2 separate regions of the Homo sapiens genome follow, and region 2 is linked to region 1. The links are chromatin contacts, found by Hi-C or POLR2A ChIA-PET in ENCODE. All regions are on one chromosome and are shown on one strand. Each heading gives the region's core, a stretch centred on a gene start or an enhancer-like site at or near the end of the contact. The rest is flanking DNA. Distances are from core to core; before and after follow the strand shown. Region 1 holds the start of AKT3-IT1 (AKT3 intronic transcript 1). Region 2 overlaps AKT3 (AKT serine/threonine kinase 3).

Region 1 (7,946 bases), core at 2,187-4,686:
CATAAAGAAGTTTAGTGATCTATTTGATTATGTAGAAGCTCTTCTGATAGTTATACATGCTTAATCATTTAAGAATAATTAAAGGAACTATATTGTCATGTTATCAGGCATTCCTTTATGAAAATGTTAGAAACTCCTCTTTCATCTATACCTTCCCCACTGTTTAACCCTCCAATCAAAAGCACATATTCTGTGGTAAGAACAGAGAATATCTATTTTAAAGGTCATTTGTGTCAAATTGTCCTAACTAGCTGTTGGGATTGGGAGGTGCTATTTGGGTCATAAATAGCAAGTTTTCTCTCCCAATAAAGCAATGTCTGAGAATCCCAAGATTCTCATTTAGTAGATCTGGGTTGAGACCTAGAAGACAGTTAATTCATTTAGCCACCAAATGTGTATTGAGTGTCTTCCTATTATATATTTATTACCATATTGTGTAGGTAGTGTTAGAAGACATCCCAGGTGCCTACTCTGTAACTGGCGGAGAGATAATAAACAAACAGGATAATTTTATATAGTGCTAAGTTCTGTGAAGAAAGTATACCATGATATGTGCCAGATAATTACCTGGCAGGGGAAAGGAGAGAGAGAGCTTTGCATAGAGTGATCTTGGGAGGTGTCTTTTGAAGAGATAACTCTTATTTTTTATCTTGCTTTTTTTTTTAAAAAAGTATTTTTTAGGTTGTAGTAAAATATATATAACATAAAATTTACCATTTTAACCATTTGTAAGTGCACGTTTCAGCGACATCAAGTACATGCACATTGTTTTGCAACCATTCACCACCATCTGCCTCCAGAACTTTTTTCATGTTGTGAAACTGAAACTCTGCAGCCATTAAACAGTAATTTTTTATTTTCTCTCTCCTCTCAGCCCCTAACAACAACCATTCTTTCTGCCTTCTTAAATTTGACTGCTTTAGTGCCTCATGTAAGTGGATCGTACAGTATTTGTGTGACTGGCTTATTTCACTTAGCGTAGTGTTTTCCAGGTTCATCCATGCTGTGGCACATGTCCGCATCTCCTTCCTTCTTAAGGCTAAATAACACTCCATAATATGGATGTACCACATTTTGTCTGTCCACCTTTGAACTGAGATCTGAAAAATGAGAAGGGGCCATGCAAGAACTAGAAGAAGAACGTTACAAGCAGAGGAAAGAACATGTGCAAAGGCCCTGAGATAGCAATAAACTGGTTGGTGGTCTAGGCCAGTGTTGTCAGAATATATTAATAGTAGAGAAAAGTGCCTGGAAAGAATGGTATTAAATGGGATCAGAGATAGACATACATTGGCCGTATTATTTTAGGCTTTGAAAGACCTTGGCTTTTAAGTGGAGTGAGAAGCTGCTTATTAGGAAGTTTTAAGTGGGGGAGTGACTTAATCTGATTTCCATGTAACAGCAAAAGCAAAAATCACCCAGACTGCTGTGTGGACAAGCATCCTTGTGGATTCTAATGCAAGTCTGTGATCGGACTTTGAGAAATACTAATTTAGTCCTTAAGTCAGTATCCTGAGATAGCTGATTTCAAAAGAGCTCTCTCAGGGCTTCTGACCAAAAGTGACAGATTGGCTACACCTGTACATCTCTTCTTATTTCCTAATCCCTGCCTAAATGGAAGAAAGAAATCAGAGACTGGGAGAGGTTACAACAGGAGACAGAAGCTGCTATACCTCTTTCAAATAAGCAGATGGACAGGTAGTGACTGACTTTGCAGAGGAATCACACAGTACCTGTAAGTGCACAAAAATACCTGTAAGAAATGCAGTACTGTGTTTGTCCGAAGCTCCCAAGAGTCTCAGCATTTGGAGGCACCAGATACTAAGGAAGATAGGGGTCAGAAATGGAGCTGAAAACAGGGGAGCTGGTCGGAAAATCTGTGTACACTGACAGGTGGACCCCTACGATTTTCTCCCTATGTGCCCTTGTGGATGGGTGAGTCCCTTCACTACCAACTCCCTGGCCTCAGGAGAACAAGGTTTATTCTTTGCAAAATTAATGAAGAGCTGTCTGGACTTTGAAACCAGGGGCCGTGGATTGTTGCTTGGTTTAAAACAAGGAGATCGGCCGGGCGCGGTGGCTCACGCCTGTAATCCCAGCACTTTGGGAGGCCGAGGCGGGTGGATCACGAGGTCAGGAGATCGAGACCATCCCGGCTAAAACGGTGAAACCCCGTCTCTACTAAAAATACAAAAAATTAGCCGGGCGTAGTGGCGGGCGCCTGTAGTCCCAGCTACTTGGGAGGCTGAGGCAGGAGAATGGCGTGAACCCGGGAGGCGGAGCTTGCAGTGAGCCGAGATCCCGCCACTGCACTCCAGCCTGGGCGACAGAGCGAGACTCCGTCTCAAAAAAAAAAAAACCAAAAAAAAAAAACAAAAAAAAAAAACAAGGAGATCAAGGGAAACCTACGCCTGAACTATAGAAGTGTTAGCTCTCTTCCTCTGCTCTCCTTCCAGAACTGCACAGTCAAGCCTGTCCTATCCTTCTCCTGTGGAAGACTGAAGATAACAGCATCTTCAGATACTGATAGGCTTTCTGCTGAGAGTACCTTAAGTGAATTCTACCAGTCGTTAAGCCCTGTTTTCCCACACAGATCTTTCAGTTAGTTCTTTTCAGGGGCTTATTCTTAAATATGAGCAAACAATCTAACACCATTGGTCATCTGGGGGAAGACTCCAACATTAAAAAAAAAAAAAAGTAGACATAGAGAGGTGGAGAGGGAGTGATACTTGGAACACTGGGAGAAAACAGATACCATAAGGGATCAAAAGAAAACTTTAAAAATCTCCAGTATTATCAGAGAAGACATGTATTTCCTTCCCCACTTAAATGATAGTGAACACATATAAAAGCAGAAATCCATGAGGGTAAAGAGAACGAGATGAGAGATGACAGCAGGCAAACAACGTCAACTAAATATTGGAAGCTGAGAACCTGGTGCGTGAGTGGTAACAGAATTTAGCAGAGCTGAGAAAGCAGAAAGTCCTATGGTGTGGGTAGTTGTGCAAAAACTGGTATTCTTTTAATTAATGATGTGCTTTGCTCTATTTGGACTGCTGGGTTCTTATTTTTGAGCAGTATGCTCTCTCCCAGTTGAAGCTGTTAATGGGCTGTCCACCAATGGAGAAATCAGAATGATTAAAATGTAGTTCTTGTATTTTTATGGTTCTCTTAAGCAGTCATGCATTATACTCTTCTTCTTGTGTCTGAGCCAACATTTCATAGGAGTAGATAACACCCATTTCTGGTGGCACTGACAGCAGGGTTGAAAAGAATGTTATAAAAGAAAATATGAATAACATTTAACTTAAGAATATGTTCCAAATTTTGTTTGTAAAGTAGTTGTTTAAAACTTGGTAGTTCTTTTTGATATAATGTTATAAATGGCAGTTATCCTAGACCAAACTTTAAAATATGTTTCATTAGCAATTAAATGGGCATTTGTAAGTTCCCAGGGAAACCTAATCACATTGTATAGTATTTTTTAATGAAGAAACACTAGCTGGGTACAGTGGCTTATGCCTGTAATCCCAGCACTTTGGGAGGCCAAGGTAGATGAATAGCTTGAGTCCAGAAGTTTGAGACCAGCCTGGGCAACATGGTGAAACCTCATCTCTACAAAAAATACAGAAAAATTAGGTGGGCATGGTGGCTTGCGCCTGTAGTCCCAGCTAATTGGGAGGCTGAAGCGAGAGGATCACCTACGCCTGGGAGGTTGAGGCTGCAGTGAGCTGAGCCATGATCGTGCTACTGCACTGTACCCTGGGTGACAGAATGAGACCCTGTCTCAAAAAAAGAAAAAATGCTTTTTAATGGTAAAATGGCTACATGGATTTAGATTTAGACTTGAATTCAAGTCCTACTTCTACCATTTTTCTGCTATGTAACCATAAGTAAATTTCTAATGTTTCTGGGTCTCAGTAGAATGAGAATAATATCTAATCAGAGGGTAGTTGTGATGATTAATGGATGTTAAAGTAGATGAGCTACTCAGTCGAGCTCCTAGACCCTAGGGAGTCAATAAATAGTCGGTTTTCTTCACCCTTTTTTTTTTTTTTTGAGACAGTTTTGCTCTGTTGTTGAGGCTGGAGTGCAGAGTGCAGTGGTGCGATTATAGCTCACTGCAGCCTTGATCTCCTGGGCTCAAAGGATCCTCCCTTCTAAGCCTCCTGAGGAGCTAGGGCTACAGGTGTGCACCATTGTGTCTGGCTAATTTTATTTTTTTATAGATACAGGGTTTCACTGTGTTGCCCAGGCTGGTCTTGAACCCCTGGCCTCAAGAGATCCTCTCACTTCAGCCTCCCATAGCATGTGGGATTATAGGTGTGAGCTACTGTGCCCAGCTGTTGTTTTCAGTTTTACTCTTCTGTGGTATGTGGTAAGAGGGAGCATTTGTTTTCTAGAGCCTGCAGCATGTGTGGGTCAGTTGAAAATGTATAAAAATTTTGAGTTACGCACGGTGGCTTGTGCCTGTAATCCCAATACTTTGGGAGGCTGAGGAGGGAGGACTGCTTGTGCCAGGAGTTTAAGACTAGCCTGGGCAACATAGTGAGACCCTGTCCCTAAAAATATGTAAAAAAAATTTTAAAATAAAAATTTTGAAATGCAATTTGTGTCTTAAAATTCTGCCTTATTTATTTGCAACGTGTGTTTCTTGTCATGTATTTGCTGCTGTATGCTGGTAGAAAAAGCATAGAGAGTGGACTCAGGCAGTCCATGCTCTAGCCTCCTGTTCTACTCTGAACTAGATGTGTGACATTGTAAGTGCTGCTGCTTCACTTCGGGTGTTACTCCTGATTTGCACAGTGAAAAGTGTTTTATTACAAGATGATTTCTAGAAGTTTGTTTCTGTTCTGACATTAGATGACCTGTGATATGTGAAGCTTAAGACATCTTTTTTCATTACTGGGTTTATACGGGGTGTTGAGGCTTGTGATACATTTACTGTTATAAATTCATTTTAATGTGTTTGGAGGACTTGAGATGATTGGAGATTATTAGATTGATAGCTGATGTTTGGCTTTATTATTGGAAAATAGTTCTAGCTACGAAACCTGTTTTTGAGTGAAAGTATGCTAGGAATGGCCATTGCTTTTCTTCCTACAGAGATAAGTGATCTCTTGGTGTTGTACACATGAAGCTCTCACCTTTATTTTTAAAGTCATGGATTTTACCTTGGCTCCTATAAACTCTTCTCCCCTCCCCCATGTAGCTGTAAGCATTCCTACTCCTAGGATGATTTGGAATGTGTGTGTTTCAAATCATGTTTAGTGATTGTAAGGCTAATCTCAGCTTAATTATCACTGCCAAAGGAATCCTCTGACCCCCAGGGCCAGATCATGTTGTTTGCTTTCATGGTATATTTTTCCCTTTTCATAGTCCGGGTTATATATATAGATGTATAATTCCATAATATCTTGTCAGCAAAACTGGAAGCTCTGGGAGGGCAGTGACTGTATCTCTTTTGCTGACTTTTATCTATAATGTCGGGCACATGATTGGCAGCATTGGAGACATATTTTTGAGTTAAGTGAATAAATTGTTTCCCCACAAATAATAAATTAATAGAAATTTAATGGTAAAAGCTCAAAATGTTTATTAGAATCATGATGGTAGCCTTTGTTATTACCAGTGAATTTAAAAGGAAAGAATAACCAAGGTGTTTGTATAAATGACTTATTATTGTTTGTGCAAGAACAGTGAACGTTCCCTAGTACAGGAAGCAGCTTTAAAAAACTGCTGGCAGAACTAAGAAGTCAGACTGTCCTTGACCCCTAGATCAAATGTTTTTGAGCCTGAGTTTCCTTAAATCTTCTTCAGTTGAGAATAAACATTTTGACAAAATAGAAGATTTATTCTGTTAATTTTTGGTCTTCATAAACCTAACTAAATTTGCTAAAACAACAAAAACTTTCTAATTTTTACTAGTTTTGTTTTTTAAAAAGTTTGTTTCCTTTTAAGTGCATAACACTTTAAAATGAGCTCAGCTGTATTAGCAGATAAACATGTTGATTCATTTGGTCCAGAGCTACTGAATGAAGCTTGCAGGAGCACAGTTTGTTCTTTATGCCGCCCAGGGGCAGAATGTTTCTCTTCCTCTCCTCCTTATTGAGAGAAGGGGACTGGAATAAGTGACTCCTCTTATTTAGGTTTGCCTGAATTGTTGACGAGGGAAGGGGGCAAGATTTCTTCACCATTTATCCTTCGTCTCATTTAAATTCTGTTCATTAACATAAAGTATATGCACTCATACTGTGATATACATGTTGAATTATTAGTGTCATATATTTACAGTTTTTACAAAACCATTTTACTTAATGCTCTGGTTTGAGTAATCTGTTGTTTAAAGGTATAATGAATCAGAGTTGTTTTTAGGCGTATTGCGTTTTTGAGGATGGACTTAATTTTGGAAGCAAAGAGAAGTATGTTCTATCCAGTGGAGTGGAGTTGAGATAATAGGTATGCAGTTCGCCTCTCATACCCATTGTGGGTTCTGCATCTGTGGTTCTATCAACTGTGTGTCAAAAATACTTGAGAAAAAAAAAAAAGAATGGTTACGTTCATACTGAACATGCATAGACTTTTTCCCCTTATTTTCCCCTAAACAATACAGTGTGACTATTTATATAGTATCTACATTGTATTAGGTGTTTTAAATAATCTAGAGATGATTTAAAGTACAGGCCTAGCTTGTTTTATTGCACTTTGCTAATACTGCATTTCTTACAAATTGAAGATTTGTGGCAACCTTGAGTCGAGCCAGTCTATCAGTGCCATTTTTCCAAGAGCATGTGCTTATGTTGTGCCTCTGTGTCACATTTTGGGTAATTCTTGCAGTATTTCAACTTTTTCGTTATTATTATACCGGTTATGGTGACCTATGATCAGTGATCTTTGATGTTACTGTTGTAATTGTTTTGGGGCACCACGAACCATTACCCATGTGAGGTGATGAACTTAATAAATGTGTATGTTCTTAATGATCCAGCAACTGGCTGTACCCCTGTCTCTCTCACTCCTGAGACACAACAATATTGAAATTAGTCCAGTCAGTAACCCTAAAATGGCCTCTACATGTTCAAGTGAAAGGAACAATCACACGTCTCTCTGGAAATGAAAAGCTAGAAATGATGAAGCATAGTGAGGAAGCTATGTTGAAAGCCAAGACAGGCAAAAAGCTAGTCCTCTTGAGCCAAGTGAATGCAAAGGGAAATTTCTTGAAGGAAATGAAAAGTGCTATTCCAGTGAACCCATGAATGATAAGAAAGCGAAACAGCCGTATTGCTGATAAGGAGAAAGTTTGAGTGGTCTGGGTAGATCAAACCAGCCACAACATTTCCCTAAACCAAAGCCTAATCCAGAGGCAGGCCCTAACTCTCTTTAATTCTATGAAGAGAGATGAGAAAGCTGCAGAAGAAAAGTTAGAAGCTAACAGAGGTTGATTCATGAGGTTTAAGGAAAGAAGCCGTCTCCGTAACATAAAAATGCAAAGTGAAGCAATCAATGTTGATGTAGAAGCTGCAACAATTTATCCAGAAGATCTAGCGAAGATCATTGATGAAGGTGGTTACACTAAACAATAGATTTTCAGTGTAGACAAAACACTCTTCTATTTGGTGAAGAAGATGTTATCCAGGACTTCATAGCTAGAGAGAGAAGTCAATGCCTGCCTTCAAAGCTTCAAAGGACAGTGACTTTCTTGGTCGTAGCTAATGCAGCTGGTGACTTTAAGTTGAAGTCAGTGCTCCTTTACCATTCCAAAAATCCTAGGACCCTTAAGAATTATGGTAAATCTGTATTCTGCCTGTGCTCTATCAGTGGAAAAAGAGAGCCTGGAAGCCAGCACATCTGTTCATAGCATGGTTTACTATTTTAAGCTTACTGTGGAGACCTACTGCTCAGAAAGATTCCTTTCAAAATATTACTGCTCATTGACAGTGGACCTG
Region 2 (7,946 bases), core at 1,599-4,098, 66 kb after region 1:
GGTGCTGGTGTCTGGAAAAGGGGGATGCGGTGGCACCTAAAAACTTGGGGACGCCAGCAACTGCAGAGCCTCAAGGAGTGGGTCAGGCGTGCTCTCTCATTCTCTCCACCCGCGGCTCGGCGAGCAGGGGGAGCAGGTTTCAGCTTGTTCAGTCCCACCACCTCACCCCAGCCGGCGGCTCCCAGGCTGGCCCAGCTCCACTGCCACTTCCTGTCACATGGGGCAGCTGCCCAATGCAGGCAGAAGGCAGGAAGGCTATAGTGTTACAGCCCTGGCTTGGGAAATCCTGATGTCTCGGCCCCCAGAAGTGTCACTGCTTTTCACTCCTGCAGTCCAGCAAATGGGAGCATGTCACCACCACAGTTTGGTGAGTTGGCCAGGAAAGTGTTGCAGCCCTTTTCATGCCCACTGTTGGGTGGGTCCCGAATTCTGGTCCTTTGTCCAGGAAGAATGAGGTTACGTGGACAACTGGAAGGTGAGCAAGGTGGAGAAGTTTTACTGAGTAGCAGAACAGCTCAGCAGAGAGGAGACCCAAAGCGGGCAGCTCCTAAGGGTAGTCCTTACTTACCTTGAGTCCAGCTGAAGCTGGGGTTTTTATGGGCTCAAAATGGAGGAAGTGTGTGCTGATTGGTCCCTGGGCAGGAGGAAGTGCGTGCTGAGTGGTCCATGGGTGGACCTGGAAAAAACACCATTTCATTGGCTGAAAGGCGTAAAGGAAATTCTCCCTCCAGGTTGTGGATTCCAGCTAGAAGGAGCAGCCAGGTTTTCAGGCTTCATGCTGTGTGTGCCCTGAAGGTTGGGTTTCACTGGGGACCTGTCCCAATCTGCCTAGGAATTTGTCTGCCTCCTGCCACTATCACAATTTTATTTCTGAAATACACAAATATTTAAAGCTGTTAGGAAGGTGTCAGTAGAGAGACTTGGAAAATACAGGCAAGATGAAAGTAAATTATTCTGGTAATAAAGTGACCCATTCTTATTAGGGAAAATGAAAAATATACATAAAGAAGAACACTGTAATCTATCATTTATTGTCCAGAGATATTACTAATATTTTATGTCTCCTTAATCTTTTGTCTATGCACATATTTTTATTTTTAAAATACAACATTTGGAATTTTATATCTTGCTTTTTTTCTCTTAATATTATGAACGTTTTCCCATATCATTAAGGACTTTTAATAGCATTTTATAATTATTTACCTAACAGTTCTCCCTGATCATTAGACAGTTAAGATAGATTTCAGATCTTTTTTTAAGGTAGATTTTTATGAGTGAAATTACTGGCTCAAAGGATATGGTTACTTTCATGTCTCTTTATAATCTATGAGGTACTTGATTTTTTTCCTGGAAAGGCTGTACCCATTTATGTTCTCACCATATTCTCATGCTTTAAACTCAGTGCATATGCTCTTATTTTCACTAGTATTTTGAATTCCACCCTTTTAATCTTTTCAAAATCTCAAATCATTACCTCTCTTGTATTACCAGTCTCTCCCTCTCTGCTTTATCATTCACACCGGCATATAAAGGTGCAATAGTATCTTCCATCCTAAAAAGAAAAGCCCCCTCTTGACATATTGCTTCCCATTCTGCTACTGCCTCTATTTCTGCTTCTCTTTTAATAAAATTTTATTGCATGGTTTGTCCACACTGGCATCTTTCATATTCTCACCTTGTAGTTAATTTTCTGCCCTAAACTCTAGTTTATTTGGATTTCTTACTCCTCTGAAGAGTCTAGTAAAAATCATTGACATCCGCGTGAACATTTTTCTCTTTCTTTTTCTCCATCTCTTAATATCATTCAGCACAAGTAGCAACTCAATTCTTGAAACCCAACCTTGGTTTCTCCTAACTCATTGGCTCTTCCTTTCTGATCTTGTATCAGTTCTTGATACACTACCTGATGCCTACTTATTGGAGGGCCATGTGACTCCATGGAGGACTCCTTTCCCTAAGGAAAAACTAAGTTTCCCTGAAGTCCTTTTTGTCTCTAATAACTTTTTACCTCTTCTGGGATGTCTGGCATATGACTCTTGCCTTAGAGTCCATAGACTGCAAATGAGTTTGTGCTTTTAATGACACGTACTTTAAAACTCATTGATCTTAGTTTTATTAAGTCTTTAGATTTTTGAAAATTTTCTTTCAAGTGGTTATTCTTTGAAATCGTGAAGAACTGACAGCATATGACCAGACAGTTTTTCTACAAAAGCATTGGGATTGCCTGTCCTGTCCTATCTGTTCCCATAAAGTTTTAGGTGAAATACAAAGGTTTATGATCTAAATTCACAATTGCTAGTATGATGCATTAGCACACCATAAGTTCACAGTACTCTTTGCACTATATTCCTGAATGATTAAAACTTACAGCTGGCATAGTATCAAGTGCTGGCTGCCCAAGTGTCTCCCTCACAACCTATAGATAGAGTTTATTGCCTGTCACAGAAAGGGAGTACACCACCTGGTTAGAACTTTGGCGGTTTCTTGGAGGGAAGAAAGCAAGGATAGTATGTACTGAGAATCAAAGTTTGGTTGAGGTTGAGTGAATACTGGGTGTGTGTGTGTGTTTGATTAAAATTGGATGATGACCATTATGCAACAGCAAGGGATTCAAAAAATCTTACATACTGTTGGGGCTTTCTATTGAATCGTTGATGCGTGTTTCAGGAGTTTGCTGTGATGAACAATCAAACCGTTTGCCAGGGTGAGGCTCTCCCTGAATAGTCAAGTCATGTTAACGTACACTGTGAGTTGTTTAGGGAGTTGATAGTTTTAGTCTTCAAGTTGTATGTGGTTTCTGTTAAACTATTAATGTCATAGGACTACAACATACTACTTCAAGCTCTTAAAATGGCTTTCCCTTATTTTTGAGAGATGTAGCTGAGTGCTGCTTATAGTCAGGTCAATTCTTATAAAACACCAACATCCCTCTATGCCTAAATATCAAATCAGTGTTATAATTATTTTTTTAAACTAAGATTATATCAAATTTTTTAGTTTGATACTTACAAAATAGTTATGATGCTTTTTTTTCTTGGTTCTCTTTTTTTCTTTGCTAGAAAGACTTTGAACTATAAGGATGGAGGTTCCTTTTCTGCAGACTTAAGAAAGAGGATGTGAAACTTGGTGTCATGAGTTCTAAATACCTCAAGTTATTGTTGCAAGAATAGGGTTTTCAGTTTTGCAATTTCAGCCTATAAATTACAATGAAGAGTAAGAGTCCTTATAATAATAAACTTTTGGGGCTGGGAGCAGTGGCTGACACCTGTAATCCTGGCAATTTGGGAGGCTGAGGTGGGAGGATCATTTGAGGCCAAGAGTTCTAGACCTTCCTGGGCAACATAGCAAGACCCTATCTCCACAAAAAGTGAACAAAATTAGCCACGCATGGTAGTGCATGCCTGAAGTCCCAGCTACTTGGGAGGATTGCTTGAGTCAGGAGGTCAAGGCTGTGTTGAGCTGAGATTGTACCATCGCACTCCAGCCTGGGCAACAGAGCAAGACCCTGTCTCAATCAATCAATCAATCAATCAACTAACTTACTTTTGGTATTGTATGCTGATTTATGAAGGTTGAACCTAGGATTAAATGTTGTCTTTTGTCTGCCCTTTATTTTTCTTCCCTTAACAGATGCCATGTTGAGCTGCCTTGTCCTGATTTTGACCCACAATGTGTATTCAGCCTCAGCACTTATTATGTAGGTTAGGCTCCTTTTAAATGTTAATGTTTCACATTTATGCTTGTGTGAATTGCTCATTTTCTGTCATAACCTGGGGGTATGGAAGGAATCTGTTGAAGACCAAGGAGGTGGGCTTTACCACAATACTGACATCTCTTCTCAGCTCAGGCAGGGAGCCTTGGCTAGGCCACCTATTGCCACTGCCTAAGTAGAAGGTGATTGGCAGAATCTTATCTGCTTTGCTTTGACTTTTCATTGCCAGAGTTTGTTGAAGGATGCCAGATGTTTGGGAAAACAAGTTTCTTTTTGCTTTCTATCCCTATTCTTGCCAAATTCTTACCTGTTTTTTCATGAGGATGCCCTGGCTTGCAAGAAAAAGCAAGAAAAATAAAAACATAAGTTTGATTCTTAATTTGAGCATTCTGACCCATTTTCAGCTTTATATATCCTTGGTCCATTTTTCTTCCTGTTATTTTGACAACTCTCATGGCTGTGGGACTGAGTGCTTGTTCATAGATAAATGTTAACTTTCTTTTGGGTTGAAAAAGAGAATATTGGTTGCTAAGTTGAGCAACCACAGACTGAGATTTTCAGAAAATTGACAACTTCTTTTGAGAATTTACCTGTTGTAAGTTATAGAAACTGAACTTAAATATTACCAAACAACCATATTAAATATTTGCCATATTTTAGATTGTTCCCTGCATTAATTGAGTTCACTTTATAGGTGTAAAATATTTTTATATTTAGTAAGCAGATCAAATAATATTAACCCCACAACTTTTTCCCACACGTTAAAAAACACCTGACTCTTCATCCAGATAATTTTTCCAGATTTCACCACTGGAATTTACTTATACATCCTTTAATACCTAAATAATCAGTCTTGTTCTGATATTATCTGCCTTTCGTAAATAATTGAAATGGATTTGGCTTACATATTGGGGCGTGGGTTAACCTCCAGTTGGAATTCTAAATTTATCAAACTTAAGATCTGTTAAAATGCCCAGCAACAGAATAATTAAAACAGATTTGAAAAGATGAGTAGCACCCACCAGCATACTAGACATTAATGTTGGAGGTATGAAATTCCAGACATTAATGTTGGAGGCATGAAATTCCAGAGCTGCCTGCACTAGGCCTTTATGAGAACTAACCTTTTAAAAAGGCCAGTAGCTTTCCTAGTCTTCTACGAAGTGCCAGATAGATGAGTGAATGTGTATAAACACCTTTCTGTGTGTACTTTTTAGCTATTACTTTGAAAATTGTAACAACATATATATTGCTTATCCATTTTGAATCAACTGTGACATCTTTTAGCCATGTATATGTGGCATATGTATTGTTTTCATTAAATCGTCGAAATTATATAAGCCAGTTACCACTTTTCACTAATTTTTTTTGGCAATGGTATTTTGGAAGAATTAAATATATTTGAACTGTATATTGAAGTAGTCAAAGTGACCTTCAAAAGGAATGTAATGATCTTAAATATAATATTTTATCTTATTTAGTTGTCACAAGGACCTTATTTCTGTGGTTATGCCCCCGACCCTTAACCCTTGCAAATCTCCGTATGCAGTGAGCAGTGTTACTGCTGGAGTATATTATTCTTGTCTCTGAAGTAGAGACACAAAAAAGGCTGAGTTCTGTTCTGTTATTCTGCTAGATTGGTCACATATTCCTGGAGAGTGGTGTTATAATTTTTTTTCCTGCATCTTTGCAGATAGCACAGTGCCCCCATGGAATACTTCACTCACTCTAGTCACTGGTGAAGTCCTACTCATCAACCCTTCAAGTTATAGCTCAAGTTTCACCTCTTGTATCTTGTCTTCCCTTGTCACCATTTGAAAGTAAACTCTTCCTTCTGAAACTGTCAACACTTTCCAGAACTTTTCTTACTGCCCTTATTGCAGTTTCATTTCTTTTTCTCTTTTTTTTTTTCTTTAAAGACAAGGCTCGCTCTGTCTCTGAGGCTGGAATGCAGTGGCCTTATCATAGCTCACTGCATCCTCAAACTCCTGGGCTCAAGCTAACCTCCCGAGTAGCTAGAACTACGGGCATGCATCATCATGCCAGGCTAATTTAATTTTTTTTTTTTTTTGGTCTAGACAAGGTCTTGCTATGTTGCCGAGGCTGGTCCTGGACTCCTGGCCTCAAGTGATCCTCCTACCTCAGCCTCCCAAAGTTCTGGGATTATAGGTGTGAGCCACTGTGCCCAACCCTACTTTTGTTTCTTGTGTACCTGATTTTTCTTCTATATTGTAGGATATTTTATAACAATAGTTGCCTTTTCTTCATCTTTTTTCCCTCAGAAACTGGAAAGTATTTTGTTGGCCAGAGATCTGAATGATTTAAGAATGATTTTAGTTTAAAATTCAGTTTTTTCTCCCAGGAGATACTGAGCTCTTAAATTAGTATTTCTTAAAGGGAGGGCAATAGTCCACCTGTATTAGAACCCCCTTAATCCTTGGTAAAAGTGTAGTTTTCCAGAAAATGAAATTAGAACTTGTGGGTCTGGATCCCAGAAGATGGATGCATTTGTATTAAGTGCCATGGTAAGTCATATTTACACAAAAACTGAAGATTCATTCCCTTAAATTATTATGGAAATAAATAAACATTAAGATACCATAAGTCTTATAATGTAGGAAAAAATTCCTTACTTTTGCATTTGAAAAAAATATGCTTTTGAAAACTAAATTCCTTATTGATTCTCTGTTTTTGGTCTTGATTACTGATTTGCTCACCTAATAGTTCTCTAATGTATGTAGGTTTAAGGAACTAAAAATAGAGATATTACTGACTGAACTAGTTAGTATGTAAAGTAGAAAATGGTACAACTGCATACTCAGTAACGGGTAGTTTTACCTTTTTCTGGATTCTTTTTTTTTTTTTTCCCCTCAATTTTTCTAGATTTTGGCCTACCTTGTATTATCTTGTTTGTTTGGTGTTAACTTTTTCTTTTGAGGACTGCAGGGATGACAGTCTTGTTTTCCTCTCCTGTATCACACAGCATTGTTACAGTGGCTCAGAAAAGCATTTCTGAATACTTTGAGGATTATTTATGTTTGTTATAAAATGAAATTTGTTGTTTCTGACTCGGAAAATAAGGATATAAATTTCATAGGAATGCATTTTAAATGAAGTTTCTTGAGAGAGACAGCTTTAACTTGAATTTTGCAGCAGCATCTAAAACGAAGCCAATGAAAACACCTTTTTTTCCCCAGACAGATATTACTCTGTCTCTCAGGCTGGAGTGCACTGGTGCATTATGGCTCACTGTATCCTCCACTTCCTGTGCTCAAGTGATCTTCCACCTCAGACTCCCAAGTAGCTGGAACTGCTGGCAGGTTCCACTATGCTTGGCTAATTTTTTTTTGTATTTTTTGTAGAGACAGGATCTCTACCCAAGTCTCAAACTCATATGATGTCCTCAAGCCCTCCCACCTTGGCCTCCCAAAGTGCTGAGATTACATGCATGAATCACAGTGCTTGGCGTCAGTGGAAACACTTTACTCTTGATTGTGCCATTTTCCATAGGGGTTGGTGGCTGGATTGTACTTTCTAGTTGTGAAAGTAATGGTGAGGTAATGGCTTTGAGTCTAGGGATCAGATCCTTCAATCAGTAGTAATATAAGTGAGAAGTATTAATATGACATAGTGAATTATCTATAATTTCTAGAGAACATTTAACTTGCATTCTTAGATCTGGAGATGGAGGACCGGTTGATTCAGACTACATTGGCTTCAAAGTGATAAATTCTATATTCACCTCTACTAGGACATATAGAAAAAGAAAATAGCTTTGAAAGTATGGCTCTTTCTTTCTTCTTTTTCTGAATAGTGACAGGCATCTATGAATAGTGATGAATTCAGGAAAACTCCTAGGCTAGACGTTATCTTGACAGTTGGTGGACAGATGCTCCTGATTTGAGTGTGAGACTGAGGTATTCAGAAAGCACTTCAAAACACTCTCCTATGCCAGCTAACATTATTTTCGTTATATTGTGATTGAGTTTTTAGTTGCTTTGTAATAATCCCTCAGATAAAGGGCCTGGTGTGAGCTGGGAAAAATGTTTATGATTTATTTTGAGCATAACAGCATATAGTCATTTTTATAAATTGTTTTTCAGACCTTATTATTACTTGTAAACTAATGTATTAAAACACATATTAACATATTAACAATTTCACATTGAACATTTTAAATGAAAATAATAAATGTTAATGTTTAAATGAAAAGTGGCCTTGATAATTTTGAAAA

What was found. A loop is a pair of places that touch in the nucleus more often than their neighbours do. ChIA-PET counts read pairs that join two places held with the same protein, here RNA polymerase II (POLR2A). Pooled maps may share reads with other maps.
Region 2: a pooled map shows a loop between it and region 1 (2.4-fold over the local background). The contact joins the enhancer-like site here to the promoter of AKT3-IT1 in region 1. A Hi-C loop is called at or near these places in 2 of 168 maps with a recorded cell type or tissue (PC-9 and endothelial cell of hepatic sinusoid) and 2 of 50 pooled maps. POLR2A ChIA-PET finds 5 or more read pairs at or near these places in 4 of 52 experiments (CD4-positive, alpha-beta T cell, T-cell, activated CD4-positive, alpha-beta T cell and 1 more).

Annotation. Positions count from the first base shown.
Region 1 is chr1:243,789,890-243,797,835 of GRCh38, reverse strand. AKT3-IT1 (AKT3 intronic transcript 1) reads left to right here and starts at 3,436. Exons shown (of 2, transcript NR_046761.1): 1 at 3,436-3,576; 2 at 4,256-4,631. The region is part of intron 2 of AKT3 (AKT serine/threonine kinase 3); the gene reads left to right.
Region 2 is chr1:243,722,878-243,730,823 of GRCh38, reverse strand. The region is part of intron 2 of AKT3 (AKT serine/threonine kinase 3); the gene reads left to right. Among named protein-coding and RNA genes, the nearest start is that of AKT3-IT1, 68 kb to the left of the region's middle. Within about 2 kb of position 2,848, at least 3 of the 41 ENCODE cell types and tissues checked have a DNase peak (open chromatin) inside an H3K27ac peak, as active enhancers do.